Regions from separate parts of the Homo sapiens genome. Here region 2 is linked to region 1. Evidence: chromatin loops called from intact Hi-C (ENCODE). Cell type or tissue: K562. All regions are shown on one strand. Links, peaks and the distances in the headings refer to the core of each region. The heading gives the core; the rest is flanking DNA.

Region 1 (8,398 bases), core at 322-8,321:
ATGTCATTCAGATTGGTCTCAAACTCTTGCCTCAAGCAATCCTCTTGCCTCAGCCTCTCAAAGTACTGGGATTATAGGTGCGAGCCTCCACGCCCAGCCATGATACTATTATAGGGCAGATAGTTATTGTTAATTATGTTTTTTGTGATTAGTAGATGAAGGATACAGAAGCAGGTGAATTATTTCATTTATCTGTTGTTCCTTTCTCTCCCAAGGTGATCCACTGTGTGATACATAAGACAAGTGTCCTTCATAAGAAAATTGTAAGTGTCTATTGATGGAAATGCTTCTCTTTAGGGAGTTCTTTTTCTTCTCTGGAGCTTTCTAGGTAGGTGACAGCAGTATACCTAGTGCCACATTGTAACTAAAGTGACACACATTAACAAAATAATAGTGCTGCCTTTATATGTTTCTTCTAATGTTCCAGAGTTATCAATTGTATAATCATCAAAGAGTTCATAAAATTATTTTTCTGTGAAGAACAAAGCTGATCTTACCCCTGTTTTTTGAACATGTGTTGACAGGTACACAGGAAAGTGGAAAATATTTCTTAGAGAAAATCTGAGTCATTAAGTTGTCCAGATAATCCATTCACTTTGTAAGCTGTACATCTCACATTATTATTAGTTTAGTATGTGCTGAACACTGAATAAAAACATTTCTTTGAAACTGCGTGAGTACAATGTTTATGAGATAATGCACCTCTGTCAACATGGACTCAAGTCCATTTTGTGCCATGTGTGTAGGTGGAAAACTGGGTTAGGAATGAGGGAAGGCACTGTTAGCATCAGGGCCTGTGAGCAGAGAATAGAAATACGTATGAGTCAAAAACAGAAACTTTCAGACAGGGCTAAAACAAAATATTACAAATCTTAAAGGACACACTAAGTAGTCTAGAATGAAAGAAGCAAGAACTCAGATAATCATGAAAATTGAAAAGGGAGGCAGGAGGCACCATGAGGCATCAGCATCCCGGAAGCAATGGTTGACACAACATTCAGCAATGACCTTCTTAATGCATTGCCAGCCAAGGCAAGACACTTTCTGAGGAAGTGTCTTAGTCTGTTTTGTACTGCTATAGCAGAATACCTGAGACTGAGTAATTTACAAAGAGCAGCAATTTATTTTCTCACAGTTCTAAAGGCTGGGAAATCGAAGAGAAAGGTGTTGTCATTTGTTGTAGACTTTCTTACTGCATTCTGACATGGTGGAAGGTGGAAGATGAAAGGTCAAGGAAGACAGAACCCGCTCCACAAGCCCTTTTAATAGCAACATTATTCCATTCATGAGGATGGAGTCCTCATCCCCTAAACATCTCCCATTAGGTCCCACCTCCACTCATTGTTGCATTTAGGATTAAGTTTCCAACACATGAATTTTGGGGTACACATTTGAACCACAGCAGCAAGACAATCTAAAACTGAAGTATGGAAGCAGTGTCAGTTATATGGAGAGGGAAATGTACTTGGATTAAAACAAAAACAAAAACAAAAAACCTCTTGGCAGTTTACTATAATTGTTCAGAAATTCATGTTTGTGACTTCGAACTAAGGTATTTGTGTAATTATCTTCACTGAGACCTGAAGGTTTTTATTTTGTTTTTCTTCCTATTTTTGGCAATATAAACTAGAGGGAATTATCTACCTGACTTAGAGCCAATTTAAAAACTAACAAAATAGCACCCATTAACCTAATTTGACTTACCCAGTAAGTCAATATTAGCTAGTGCTAATATTCATCTTCATTTAAGGCTTGTTAAATTAATCTCTTACCTTAACTCTTAAGCCAGCAGGTGTTAAGCATGATAATCTATTGGGATATTCATTTGCATATAGTTTTTCCTTAATTTCCTCTCCTCCCACTAAATTGAGTGGCCAAGCCTACCTATTAATTGCCACAGGTAATTTTACAGGAGCTAAATCAGAGGTTTCCTGAAGATAATGTTTCTTATTGTGTTCAGTAAATGCCACAACAAATTGAAGATATGGGAATAGAGAAAGAAAAGGAAGATAATTCTTCAAAAGTAGGAAGAAACAAAAATCACCAGACCCTGATGTTCTTGGTCACTTGATACCTACTCTGCAGTAATGCCCTGTGGAGAAGGCCAGACCTCAGAGACAATGGAAGCATGCTGCGCATGAGAGGCTGGCCCTGGGTATGCCAGTGCCCCATGACTAGCTCAGAAGCCGAGTTCTACCAGATGCAGAAAATGGGGGTAGCAGCAGCCATCATAATTCAGTAAAGACTGAGGGTCTTCCTGTATTTCAGAAGTCACATGATCTTTCCAGTTTCTTGAGACGTCTTGCTGAAAGGAAGAGCCCTGACACTGATAAAAATAGAATTTTTCTTCCAGAAGATAGAAGAATAAACAAGGGAGAGGTCTGGCAGCTGTTTGATGTTGATTTTAAGACAACGTTAAAAGCATTTTTGTTTCTCTCACTACTACATTTTTAGATTAGTATTCCTTTGTGGCATGTGCTTAATTGTAGCGCTTACAGCAAGGTTAACTTAGCTGCTTCCCCTTTTGCAGAATTTAAAGGGTCCCTTGTAGAAATACTGCCCTTATTTAGATTTAGTTACTGTTTTCAAAGTGAATGTGAACATAGTAACCTTTACTATATTTGTACGCTTGTAGAATATTAAGAAAAAATTGAAAAAAGGACAATTTAGGCTCAGCACTTTTTTTTTTCAGATTAAAAAAACCTGAAATCCAAAGTCATAGCATGGCCTCTAAGATAACAGATGTCCAGAGGTAGAGTTGGGACCAAGGCTCACATCTCCTGGAACACAGCCTCAGCACTGCCTGCCTGCCTTCATAAGACACCTAAGCCAGTCTGGCCCTATCTTAAAAATTGCTAAATTGAGAGGAGGAAACCTCTTCCTTCAATTAGGGAAAATTTGCTGTTTAGTATCATATTTAGAAAATAATATTCTTCCAGTGAGTTATCCACAGAAAGGTATTATTCTTCACAGTGAGCCCCTATGGTTTTCAGAACTATGATTTTAACTTTGTCATCTAGTCCCATTTTCATCAATCTGTGTGGCAATACATAGATTTCTCTCCTGAGGTGAGTAATTCTGCTAAGAAAAAGAAAGGATCAGTTTCTCTCTCTCTCTTTTTTTTTTTCACTAAAATCCTCGTAAGAAAGACATTGGATCAGGAGTTAGTCTTATTTCTGGGCCCATGTAGGAAAGTGGGCAGCACAGTGCTAGAAGATAGGGATCCTTCCTGTTTACCAGTGGCTTTGCGCAGTGTACACCAGAGAGAATAGGGTGAGCATTTTGTACTGAGACATTCAGCATCTTAGCAGCAAAATGTGAGTGAGAAGCATGGGAAATAGAGGTGGGGACTTTGGGCAGAACCCTAGACCTCTCGTTGAAAACAGAGTGCCTGGGACAGTGGTGAGGTCTTCCTCCACTGAAAGCAGCAGCTTTGAAGAGAACTAGAAGTGACAGAACTGTAAGATAGCAGAGCAGAGCACATACCCCGCACCTCCTCAGGGCTCCCAGAAAGACTGAGGATAAGGGATAGAGTGCATAAGTTTTGGGGGCTGGAATTTCAGCAGGTTCTCTGATGGAGGGATAGAGCCACAGAAACAGAATTTAAAAGATGTTAATTTAATCTATTTTTTTCCCCTTTGGCTTGCTGTGGCATAGGGACAAATGGGTTAGAGTGGAGCAGTCATGTAGTATTTGCCGTATTTAACTAATCCCATTGATTTCTCCCTCCTCTGCTTTCTCCCTTCTTTCCACCCCATCTCAAACTCACTTTTTTCAAAGTTTGATCTGAACCCCAGCCCTGATACCTATCTTGTAATGCTTCTCCCTGATCTGATCTTCAATGGCATTTGTGGTTTGTCCCCAATTTTAATTTATCCTATGCTATCTTATCTTATTGGTCATCTTTTCAAGAGTATTTAGCTTTTCCCCTCTTATAATGCAACCCTGTGGTTTTCATGTCTGAATACCACCAGACACTCAGGAAAGCACATTAAATCTTGTAAAGGGTTAATAAATGTTTATTGATAAAATTATTGACATTGCATTTAAAAGCAAATTAAACATTGTGAATCTCTCTAATTTAAAAAATACACACAACAATAATACAACTGTATAAAGTATCTGCTTCCCCTTTTGCAGTTACTTAAATTGGAAAATTCATAGTCATTAGTACTGGCAGTTAAAAGACTTTCTGTTGTATTCTGATTGTCTCTCCATTCAAAATGACATGCTGAAATAGTGATAATCTTCTGGAATAAATTAGAAGACATTTTTGTTTTTTAAGTGTCTTAAATACCTCCTCATTTAAAAAAATAGGAAAGAGTGATATTATAGAAATAAACTATAGAAAATAAATGCAATATTTTAATGCTGATTTAAAATTTAAAACTTTCATAATTATCAACTAAGCAAACTGCCACATTTCACACTTTCTTTAAAATGTGAATTAGTTAAGTTTATTTCAAACTTAATAACCACAAGTTAAGTTTGATTATTTTCCTTTTGAAAAGACTCTTCTGGGGACTCTTAAAAGGATAAGTTCCCTGGTGGCTTTAATCTCTGGATCAACCAAATAAAATTCATTTTTGAATAAATAAAAGAACAAGATATTTTATCACACACTATGTCTCCATACCTCTCAAGCCTTATCAGAGCACTTAAGGCTGGTGTTCATTGTTCCCTGCCTACCCTTCAGCCCCAGGGTTCATCACTATTGCACCTTATGTTCTTGCAATTCCTGGCTATATCCAAGCTTTCAAGCCCTGGCCCTCGCATTTGCCTGTTTATCTGGCTGGAGAGTTCTCCTACCCTATCTTCACGGAGAAAACTCAGACTTCTTCCTCAGCCTCTGCCCACAGTGTTTTTCCCATAGTATGTAGGCATGTCTGCCTCATTCTCATTTTCTCTTTTCAGCTCAAATGTCACACAGCAGAGAGACTTCCCTCACCACCTTGTCCCAACTGGCTTTCCCAATTTCACTCCATAACCCATTGCATGATTATTTCCTTTCTTGGTAACAACAATTTTCAGTTTTCTTGCTTATTTACTTGTTTATATGTTTATTGTCAGATTACCCATGTAAACATTAATTTGTTTACTAAGGTGGAGGTTTCACCTGTCTTGATCAGTTTTTCGCATTCCTAAATTCTCCTGCAATTCCTGTCACACACCTGCCCTCTTGATAAGAGGAAAGGGTCTTGAAACATTATACGCAACCAGATGTAAGCAGAAAGAGTTTTGTAGTCAAAGAATGCAGCAGGAAACGTTTGAGATGTTCTGGAATTTGAAAAGCTGAAGGAAGGCTAACATTGGAACCTTTGCTTCTAGCTACACCACTGACATAACTGTGACATCTGGAGTCAGTTACTTGATTTGAAGGATATATTTGAAATAATTTTAAGTTTTAAAACTCTAGGGTACTGTGATTTATCTACTTTGCTTTGGATTCTAGTGATTAATTTGTGCTATCTTCTCTAAAACAAGCAACAGTTTATATTTGACTTTTTCGGTTTTAATTTTTTTGTAGCATTAGCTGTCTGACTTCAGTCAAGCAACTTAGTGTTTTGTGTGTCAATTTCTTTACCTATAATTTGATAGGGCAGAATGAGAGAGGGAGCACTAAAATCCCTTTTAGATTCCCCTCAACCCCCATTTGTTTTTACACTGCTTTTTGTTTGCTTGCTTGCTTTTAGGACACAGAACTTTATGATGGATAAACCAAGGGAAAGAGGAGAACAGACACCAGAAACTGGCCATGGGAAGAGTTCTCAATAGGGCTGATGCTAACAAGCTCAGTGATACTTGGTGAGCATTGAAGCTGACCTCCTTCTATTACCTGCAGGTACAAAGGTGCACATTTCCTGCCTCACATGTTGTACAGCAATTCAGTAAATTTCCAAGTGTTATTAGCTGGTATCTTATAAGCCAGTTGGCATGGTGCTTGGCACATAGTCAGACTTTAACCAAAGGTCTGCTAAGATATTTATTAAAATAAAAGATTTAATCCTGGTTTTGATTTCCCAGTGTGACAAAACTCTGAAACGATAGCACAGGTGGGGACAGCTCAAGCCCTGGAGAAGTGGAGTCGTCACTAGAGTTTTAGAATTTTCTATCACCTTAGTCATTGATACTGTTAGTATACCATGTTTCTCTTCCCACTAAATCCTGCCAAATACAAGTGTCCCATTTCAGCTGCCAATTTCATGAGGCAGATGAATTACTCTGAGTAACACATGACTTGAAGGGCATCCACTTCTGTGATGACTTCAAAGATCTATCAACAATAAACTGGGGCAACATCTACCAAAAGGGCTGCTGGCAACTTGCACTAACTTTGCACATCTGAAAGTTTTCTGCCCCAAAAGACCGAGTCTTCCAGGGGCCAGCGCTGTCCTAAAATAAACTTTGGGCTCACCTGATCAAATCCTCTTAATTTAAAAGTAACCATACTGATAATTAGGGTGAAAATAATTAAGATATTGAATGCAGTGGTTAAGAGACTCCCGGATGCATATTCTAAGCTCTGCTACTTATTATGTCATTTTCCAATAATTAATTAACCTCTCTGTGCCTGTTGCCTCATCTGTAAAATTGATGCAATTTAGCAGTGTCTACAGTAATAAGTATTTTTCAACCATCTTCCATTTTAGAAAAAGTCCTCCCTCGAAAATGGGAATGTTTGAGCAAGTATATGGGTTTGGGAAGGACATGTTTGGAGAAGTGAGAAAAGAAGTGTGCATATACCTAACTGTAGCCAAACCAGATTAATCCTGGTAATAAATGATGGAACAGTGTCACTTTCTGAGATAGAGGAGCCTGGTGAAAAGAAGAAGTACCTCCACAGCCCACTGGTTAAATAATAATTATGATGCCAATAATTATCTTCTTTAAGTATTTTATAAATATCAGAATGCCTAGCTCCTGAAAATAGGATTTGAAAATTTTAGGCAAATGTAAAGAGCTTTCTTAACAGTGTTGACTGGTAGTGTGAGTCATCAGCAATAGGGGCAGAGTGGGGGACATATGGGATGGGAGGGAGAGATAATGGTTTCTCAGTCTCTCTTAATCTCGTGTGAGACGGTATAAATATATTGTCATGGAATAACTAAAATATAAATTATCTTGTTATTAATTATTTAAAGTAGCCTTCCAGAAATGAGGAATTGATAAAAATTTAAGCACAGAAATAACCAATGAGGTGTATCATTATGTTTACATTGTTTCTTTGAATTGTCTCTTTGGGGATATCATTAGCTCCAATTTTCCTAGCTTTACCATGTAGAAATAGTGTGAAAGTCAAAATTACAAAATTACATAGGTATTTTTAAGAATGTTTTAAACATTTTATGGCCTCACATCCAATTGCATGCCATTTCTTCTGAGAGTAGCATCTTTCTTTGGTTTGATTTTAATTACTCTAGTCTGGTTCAGTTTGGGTACATTATTTTTGTTTTGGTTTGGTTTAATTTTGCTATTGGACCCTAATTATTAAAGTCTCCTAGTAAAATTAAATTGTCTTTCAGCATACCCAAAACATTTATAAACTATGTGTATGTACTAGCATATTAGGTCAGTGCTAAATACAAGAAAATAAAACTCCTTGTTTGCTATGTTTTAAAAGAGGTTTTAACAGAAATAAATTTATATTTAAATTAGATTTGATTAAATGTTTTCAAGCTGAAATAGTGAAATTCAGGAGCAGCATTTTGCATTAGTGGTTCTTCTAATTCTGAACAAGAATATGTCTGTCTCAGCTAGTGCCCTACATCAATCATTACTTAGAAATGTCATTCTCATCACCATGTCAGCAAGTAATATACTTTTTGCAATTGCTATGTAACCAGCACTCTGGTGTTTTTCAAGTATTAACTGATTTAATACTTACAATATAAATACCATTATTTCTAAAAAGTTACTTGACCGAAGATTCATAGTTAGTAGTGAATGTAGGCCTTGAACTTGGGTTAATGTGACCATAAAAGTTTTCAGTCTTAGCTCTTAAGTTAATCTGCACATATTTCAATGGTATTCTGCTAAATATGTCTATTAATATGAGTTTGATACTATCAATACTAAATTCAATACATTTAAATCTTTTTAAAATTACTTGTATTTGCGCCCTCTTTTTTCACTTTCTCTCACTCTCACTTCTCTTTTAAATGTTTTGAAAAACAGAGCCATTAAATTCGTCAGTATATTCTATATTCTCAACTAACCATTTGCATTATGCTTTTAATTTAATGTATTTCCACTTAAGTCAATGCATACAAAAGTATGTCTTAGTAAAGTCATGCAAGCAAAGATTACATTTTGAAAGAATTCTTTACCTATAATGTTTATTTAAGTCAACAGATTAAAGATTTAAGAGAACAAAATTAGCTGTCATTCGGTAAATTCA
Region 2 (8,398 bases), core at 128-8,127, 56 kb after region 1:
CTGCTTTCTTCACTTCCACCATTCCTAGATATTGATTCTGGGAGAAATTCCTAGTAAACATTTTCCATGGACATTTTTAATCTCAGAAACTGCTTTCTGGGAAATCCAATCTGAAACAGTTGTTGCTAAAAGTGGTCTGAGAAAACAACTCAAAAATGGAATTTTAAAACTGGATCACCTGCTGGCTAGCTGGCAAGGAGAATCCCATCACTAGTAGTAAATGCACAGATAAAATCCTTTACAGGTGATAATAGTACTATTGTTACAATTTCTACTTGTTGTGAATTGAGATGGTACTGGTAAAAAGAAATGCATGGTAGATGCAATATAAAAAGCAATTGAGAAATATACGGGAATTATTATGATAAGGATTATGACTTTTAAAGACTGATGTTGGGGCAATTGATGATTTGAAAAAAGACAATGGAAGACTAAAAGGTGATTAATCACCAATTAAGGATTAAATGTGAAAGACAGATGATCTTAATGACCCATTCGTTGCAGCTAGAGAGCTTCAGCATACAGTTGACCCTTGAACAACATGCACTGGAACTGTATGGTTCTGTTATATGTAGATGTTTTTTAACCAAAAGGGGATAAAAAATGCAGCATTCACAGGATTTGAAAACTGCATACTTGCCACTTTTAGCTCATTCACTTCAATTAACATGATGTCATTGATGTAGTAAGTAGTGACTAAGTGTGATATTCTATGGGATGTCCTTATGGTCCTATTAAGCCTCAGGCTACAGGTGCCTGCCAGTTAACTTCAGACTCCTTGTGCCAAGACACCAACAGGCAAAGGTGAAAAATCAATGTTTGGAAGTTTAGGATGCTATTATACAGTTGGGAGAGTGAATAGTATGTTTGCCACCAAGTGATCTTACACAAATTACTTAACCTTGATGCCTTAATTGTCCCAATATTTATAATGAAGACAGTAATAGTGGTAATAATAAGGATATTGTGAGAATTAAGTAGATTAATACATGTAAAAAATTTAGGACAATTGCTGGTATATAAGTACTACATAGTACTAGCTATCATTGGCATGTCCATGCCTAAATTTTATTGGCCAAATTTACATTTTTTAAAGATATTGTATTTTTATTCCATTATTTCATCAGGGATTACTCAGATTTTTAAAATCTTGTTCTTCCTTCTTTTTTTCTTTTTTTGCACTGTGTTGCTGTAGGATTTATTTTCACCTCATGAATTTGTGCAACTACAATGCTACTTTAAGGAAAAATTAATTTACTGCTAGGCACTGATCCACAATTCAGTTGACTACCTTCACATTAATAACAGATGATGACCATGGTTCTTGTATAGGTAGATAAACCTTTCTAAGCATGCTTGATGCAGAATACAAGACTAAAAAGACTATTTCCTAGATTTTCTCATTCAGAACAAAAAATACAAAGTATAGTCTGATTTTGCTACTCATAGTGTGTATTTTCTACTGTGTGATTATGCCATTCTTCATATACTATACGTATCTGGAAACTGAGTCTAATAGTTTACAGTATTGGCAGCCTAAATATGAAGCAAACCTACTATTTTCTTCATCAATAGATCACAAAGGGGAAACTGGGTATGTATAAAAATCATAAGAACATTTTACTAAACTACAATATCACTTTTACAGCTTTACACCATTTTATATGCTAAAACCATTCCCACATTGGGGTAGGCAGGGATGTTGGACATGAGCAAGTGGAAAATTTCCGGTTAATTCTGGCAACTCCCCATGGTCAGCAGCCAATGCTTCATTCCTCTGATTTAAAACTCAGTTAAATCCTCTTCTTCCACTCTGCCCCTAATTTTGTTAATGAAACTCATTAAACCTCTGTATAGTTTGCCTTCTTGAGATTTTTCTTCCCACATTAGTGGCAGAATTGTCTTTTCATTACCTGTGATGCTTCAAATCTGGCTATTTCTTAAGACTATGACTCTGAACTTTCTATATTATTGTCCCTAGAAAGTCCTTAAAGTTACTTGCTCTTTTTTTTTCTATCTTTTGATAGAACTTTATTTTAAAAGGCACTCAAATGTATTTTAGATAGTTGACTATTGGCCTGTTATCTTCATGATGTCTTCCTTGAAAATGGATCTCTGCCTCATCCAACCATGTGTCCCCAAGCATCTATTCTAATGCCTGGCACATAGCAAACGATTACTGCATATTTTTCCATTTTCCATTGAGAAGTTAACATAACAGCATATAATCACTCTCCCTCTTTTCTTTATATAATAATTATCATGGGAAATTACTTAAAAAGTAGATGTCAGCCTCTTCCAGAAGAGAATTGCATTCAGTACATCACAGAAGGACTTAAGTAATCTTTTTAAAAACCATCCAGTGATTTTAATAATGATGGCCATTAGAACAGTTGAAAAAACAGGAGTCTAGAGTCTAGTCTACATTTTCACAGGTTCAGAAATTTGGTTTTGCCAGTAAACACAAAGGTGATCAGAATCAGGCAACTATCTCACAATACACTTGACTATATTGGTAATACAATAAATTTTTTATACTCAGGGTCTGGTTCTGTTTTCCGGGCTAGAGTTCAGTGCCAGGATCATGGCTCCCTACAGCCTCCAACTCCTGGGCTCAAATAATCTTTCCACCTCAGCAGCTAAACTAGCTGGAACTGCAGGCACATGCCACCACACCCAGCTATTTTTATTTATTTATTTATTTTTACTTTAGAGATTGTGTCTCACTATGTTGCCCAGGCTGGTCTCAAACTCCTAGTCTCAAGTGATCCTCCCACTTCAGCCTCCCAGGCTTCTAGGATTAGAGCCATGAGCCACCACACTTGGCAATATATTAATTTTAAATGAGAAATGAAACTATAGAAAGACTAATCAGTGAGTCAGTTAATTCTCACCTATACGAAAATTAACACGAAATATTATAAAATTTTAATTAGAAAATTGTTTTGTGAGCGAGGCCAGTTCTGTGGGTGATGTTCGACTTGTGTCTTCTGACACAGAAAGGTGGATGCTCTGGTCTCCGCTTAGACGTCTACCTGCCCAGCAGCCCATATAGTGTTAGTCAGTAAGCTAGAATGTACTAGGAAATGTTTGCCTTCAGAATGCCCACTTTCCATACGCCATGCAGGCATCGTCCCTCAGAAGTACATTCTTCTTAAGGACACGCTACTTTAAAATTGACATTCTATCATCTTTATTGGACTTACTAATCACTTTTTCAAGTGAGGCAAATATATACAGTTCTGGTTACTTTAAAAAAATTCCTTCATAATTTAATTCTCATTTCATAGATGCATTCCCAATTCCTAAGAATACTTTTAACTGTCTCAAAATAGTTTTGGTCATACATTTCATAATTATTGCCATAAACAGACAAGTCTTTAACCTCTCTGACTCTGAAATTGGAGTGACAGTAAATGGCCTATTTGAATTGTTTTGTAACTAAGAAATTGATATCATATAATATATGTTTAATTATTTTATTTCTGTAAAGTTATTTTCAACAAACAAGTCCTAACTTTGCTTCAGAGTTTGGTATTTTGTTTCTATTGGATTGCAGTTTCTGGGAAAGGTACTGTGCATTTTCACTTGGCAGGCAAAGGCATTTCATGTGCATATGCACATGCACACAATATGTACTCATGCCAAAGCTAGATAAGATGAAACAGGGTGCCTTTGCACATTGCAGCGGAAACTACGGAAACATAGGAAAAGGGCTGACTCACACCATCATCATCAGAGGCTAACTAGGCAATTCTACACAAACATTTACTGGCAACTGAAAAAAAGCACCAATTTTTTATCTATAAACAAAATAAGAAACCTCACAGAGAACTAAAGTGGCAGAACACACTCAGAAAAAAACTTAAAGTAAAAGAATAGATTGGGATGAGAAGAGAAACTGAATAGAAAACTAGGAGGAGGCCCAAAGAAAGCAGCTTAATTCCCCAAGATGTTCACATAAATAAGATTGTAGAAAATATCCTTCTTCTCTTTGTTTTCCCCAAAACCAGTTGTTTAAAAGAAATGTATGGAGCCAAAAGTTCTAAAATTTCAACTTGTGCTTATTGAGAATTAAGTAGATTTTCATGAGTAAAATACATTAACTAGCCAAAACTTCATAATATCTACTTGACATGAGAGGTTAATTTTCAAAGGATAAGGGAAAATAGCTATTTCAATCTGTAGAATCAGTAGGATAAAATCATCATGGAAAAAATGATCAGTCCAGTAGCTTTTTGTAGCATGTGTCTAGAACATCAGAGACTAAAACATTAGGAAATATGGTGACAGAAAAAAAAAGCATTAAATTGAGAAAAGATTTTATTTGCACAAAAGCTGCTAACGCACATAAACAAGAATCTTTAAGATGTCATTCTGATGGATTTTAACATACAGGATAGATTATTCACTTAAAAACCCTTCAGCAAGTAGAGAGTCGGATACTTAAAGAATGAAGAGCTCTGTATACAATTGTTTTCACTGCTCTGACACCAATTTACCGAAAAACCTTGGTAGTAAGTCATTTGCTCCAAGCCTCTGTGTCTTCATTATTTTAAAAACATTAATAAGCCCTACAAATATGGGGCCTTAGTTAAACAAATAGCATAGGGTAGATTAAAGGCAGTCATGGAATCTTGGCTACTGCTTCTATTGAGAGATCAAGTCACTCTTCTAGTTGAATGTCAGCTGGCCCTAGGAATTACTCAAGTAGCAGAATGCAGAAATGATGTTCTGGAGCTTCTGAGGTTAGGTCACAAAAAGAATTGCATCTTTTATCTGGGACTCTTGGAATGCTTCTTCTGGGAAATTCAGTCACATGTAAAAAAGTCACACTCAGTTTAGGACTGCCATACTGTCAGGAAGCCTAAGCTAGCCATGGGGTCACATGGAGAGAGAAAGCAAACCAACTTTCAGAGCTCTAGGCTCTCAGGCCATGTGTCAGATATGTACATGAAGAAACTTCAGATGACTCTAGCCCCAGCTACTATCCATTTGACTGCAATTACATGGGAAACCCCAAACAAGAATTGCCCAGGACGGGAGGGAATACACAGCATGAAGGTGAAGTGGATCACCTGTGGGATACGGGATAGATTGGGTGAAAAGGAGAGTCCTGGGAGGGGACTAGTAAGGGAGAAATAGAGAACCTCTTAAATTATCTAAATTATATTCTTATTTTAATGGAAAAATTTGGAAATTTTTGCCATTCCAGCTTTGAAGAGCTAAGAAGCGCTTATTTGGGCCAAAGTCAGGGCAGAGAAATAAAGTGGTAAATAAGGAAGTAATACTGGATATCATTATTTAAATCTAAATGCACAAAGGAGTTTAAATGAAGTGACAGGTCCATTTAATGAGAAGTAATATTTTTAGCACTGTTGGTAATAACTAATTGAATGACTGAGTATGTGTGGAGCTAAGAAACCCTATAGCTAGAGAGAACAAGAGGAATGTGAAAGTGGAGCATCCAAAGTCTCACAACTTTTGACTTGGAAGAATCAGCTTATTTCTACTTCCTTTAGTGGTGGCATTCAGAGTTACCCCATCACTGGAGGAAAGGAGACTCAACCTGGGATTTGTTTGTCCTTATTCTACCACGTCTTATTATACATGTTTATAGGTCAGTTTTCTTTTTTTTTTCTTTGTGAATACAAAGGCTGGCACAGTACCTTGAATGTAATGGATTTCTGGTAAATATTGAAATACATGAGTAAGAAAAAAAATATATACCTAATTGGTCCTGGTTTCTACTTCTTATTTTTGTTTGGGAGCAAAACATATTGTACTCTAAAATCACACTTAAGATGAATTTAATATTATATTCCAGCTAGTCATATGTACTCTATACCTATTTTTAAGGTATTAATGATATACTCGTGATGTAAGAATCTGAGGACAAAATCCAGTTAATTTCCATGTGAAAAAAGTCTTGAGAGTAAAATATTCAGCAATAATATGTTAAATTGATGAAGTCCTTATAATGAAAATTGGGTTGAGTTGTCTATTCCTGTTTCCAAATATACTTCTACTTCTTCACTATGATATGGCCACATGAATTTGAGGTGTTAATAATTTTCCAAAATAGAAAAATCTTATTGATATTTTGTAAGTCTTGTAATTCACTCTATTTTCTTAGGAAAATCTAGGTTTATAATTTTAGAACTCTGGTAGTTCCTTCATTAACTTATGGCATGGTTTATCTCTGTGTCTCCACGCAAATATCAAATTGTTGCTCCTATAAATCCTATGTGTTGTGGGAGGCATCTGATGGGAGATGATTGAATCATGGGGGCGGGTCGTTCCCGTGCTGGTCTCGTGATAGTGAACGGGTCTCACAAGATCTGATGGTTTTAAAAAACAGAAGTTTCTCTGCACAAGCTTTTTTTTTTTTTGCCATCCACATAAGATGTGACTTGCTCCTTCTTGCCTCCCCAGCCATGTGGAACTGTAAGTCCATTAAACCTTTTTCTTTTGCAAATTGCCCAGTCTCTGGTATGTCTTTATCAGGTGTGTGAAAACGAACTAACACAGCAAATTAGTACCAGTAGAGTGAGGCATTGCTAAAAAGATACCCGAAAATGTGGAAGCGATTTTGGAACTGGGTAACAGGCAGAAGTTGGAACAGTTGGGAGGGCTCAGAAGAAGACAGAAAAATGTGGGAAAGTTCAGAACTTTCTAGAGACTTGTTAAATGGCTTTGACAAAAATGCTGATAGTGATATGAACAATAAGGTCCAGGCTGAAGTGGTCTTAGATAGAGATGAGGAACTTGCTGGCAACTGGAGCAAAAGTGACTCTTGTTATGTTTTAGCAAAGAGACTGGTGGCATTTTGCCCCTGGCCTAGAGATTTGTGAAACTTTTAACTTGAGAGAGATGATTTACGGTATCTGGCAGAAGAAATTTCTAAGCAGCAAGGCATTCAAGATGTGACTTAGATGCTGTTAAAGGCATTCAGTTTTATTGGAGCATAAAAGTTCAGAAAGTTTGCAACCTGATAATGCAATAGAAAAGAAAATTCCATTTTCTGAGGAGAAATTCAAGCTGCCTACAGAAATTTGCATAAGTAACGAAAAGCCAAATGTTAGTCCTCAAGACAATGAGGAAAATGTTTCCAGGGCATGTCAGAGGTTTGCATGGCAGCCCCTCCCATCACAGGCCCAGAGGCCTAGGAGAAAAAAGTGATTCCATGAGCTGGGTCCAGGATCCCCTGCTGTGTGCAGCCTAGGGACTTGGTGCCCTGCATCCCAGCCACTCCAGCTGTGGTTCAAAGGGGCCAACATAGAGCTTGGACTGTTGCTTCAGAGGGTGTAACCCTCAAGCCTTGGTAGCTTTCATATGGTGTTGAGCCTGCAAGTGCACAGAAGTCAAAAGTTGAGGTTTGGGAACCTCTGCCTAGATTTCAAAAGATGTATGGAAATACCTGGATACCCATGCAGTGTTTGCTGCAGGGGTGGAGCCCTCATGGAGAACCTCTGCTAGAGCAGTGCAGAAGGGAAAAGTGAGGTGGGAGCCCACACACAGAGTTCCTGCTGGAGGACTGCTTAGTAGAGCTGTGAGATAATGGCCACCATCCTCCAGACCCCAGAATGGTAGATGCACTGACAGCTTGCACTGTGCACCTGGAAAAGCCACAGATACTCAATGCCAGCCATGAAGGCAACTGGGTGGGAGACTGTACCCTGCACAGCCACAGGGACAGAGCTGCTCAAGATCGTGGGAACCCATCTCTTGCATCAGCATGACCTGGATGTGATACCTGGAGTCAAAGGAGATCATTTTGGAGCTTTAAGATTTGACTGCACTGCTACATTTTGGACTTGCATGGGGCCTGTAACTCCTTCGTTTTAGCCATTTTCTCACATTTGGAATGGTTGTATTTGCCCAGTGCCTGTACCCCCATTGTATCTAGGAAGTAACTAACTTGCTTTTGATTTTACAGGCTCATAGGCAGAAGAGACTTGCCTTGTCTCAGATAAGACTTTGGACTGTGAATTTTTGAGTTTATGCTGAAATCAGCTGAGACTTTGGGGCACTGTTGGGAAAGCATGATTAATTTTGAAATGTAAAAATATGAGATTTGGGAGGGGTGAGGAGCAGAATGATATGGCTTGGCTCTGTGTCCCCTCCCAAATCTCATCTTTTAGCTCCCATAATTCCCACGTGTTGTGGGAGGGACCTGGTGGGATATCATTGAATCATGGCGTCAGGTCTTTCCTGTGCTGTTCTCGTGATAGTAAATGGGTCTCACAAGATCTGATGGTTTTAAAAAACGGGAGTTTCTCTGCACAAGCTCTGGTTTTTTGCTTGCTGCCATCCGAGTAAGATGTGACTTGCTCCTCCTTGCCTTCTGCCATGATTGTGAGGCCTCCCCAGCCATGTGGAACTGTAAGTCCAATTA

What was found. Peaks named below come from ENCODE experiments on the same cell type or tissue, not always from the same donor. Only the 100,000 strongest peaks of a DNase experiment are listed, where the experiment ranks them.
Region 2: a loop joins it to region 1, with 5 times the contacts of the local background. A loop is called at or near these places in 3 of 110 quality-filtered maps.

What each region holds. Positions count from the first base shown.
Region 1 is chr3:110,461,095-110,469,492 of GRCh38, forward strand. It overlaps LOC105374036 (a long non-coding RNA gene), which reads left to right. Exons shown (of 4, transcript XR_924327.3): 2 at 216-263; 3 at 5,694-5,805. Among named protein-coding and RNA genes, the nearest start is that of NECTIN3-AS1, 600 kb to the right of the region's middle. In K562, for the core only: no CTCF peak of the experiment used is centred there; no DNase peak of the experiment used is centred there.
Region 2 is chr3:110,517,542-110,525,939 of GRCh38, forward strand. No RefSeq gene overlaps it. Among named protein-coding and RNA genes, the nearest start is that of NECTIN3-AS1, 550 kb to the right of the region's middle. In K562, for the core only: no CTCF peak of the experiment used is centred there; a DNase peak (open chromatin) is centred at 3,700.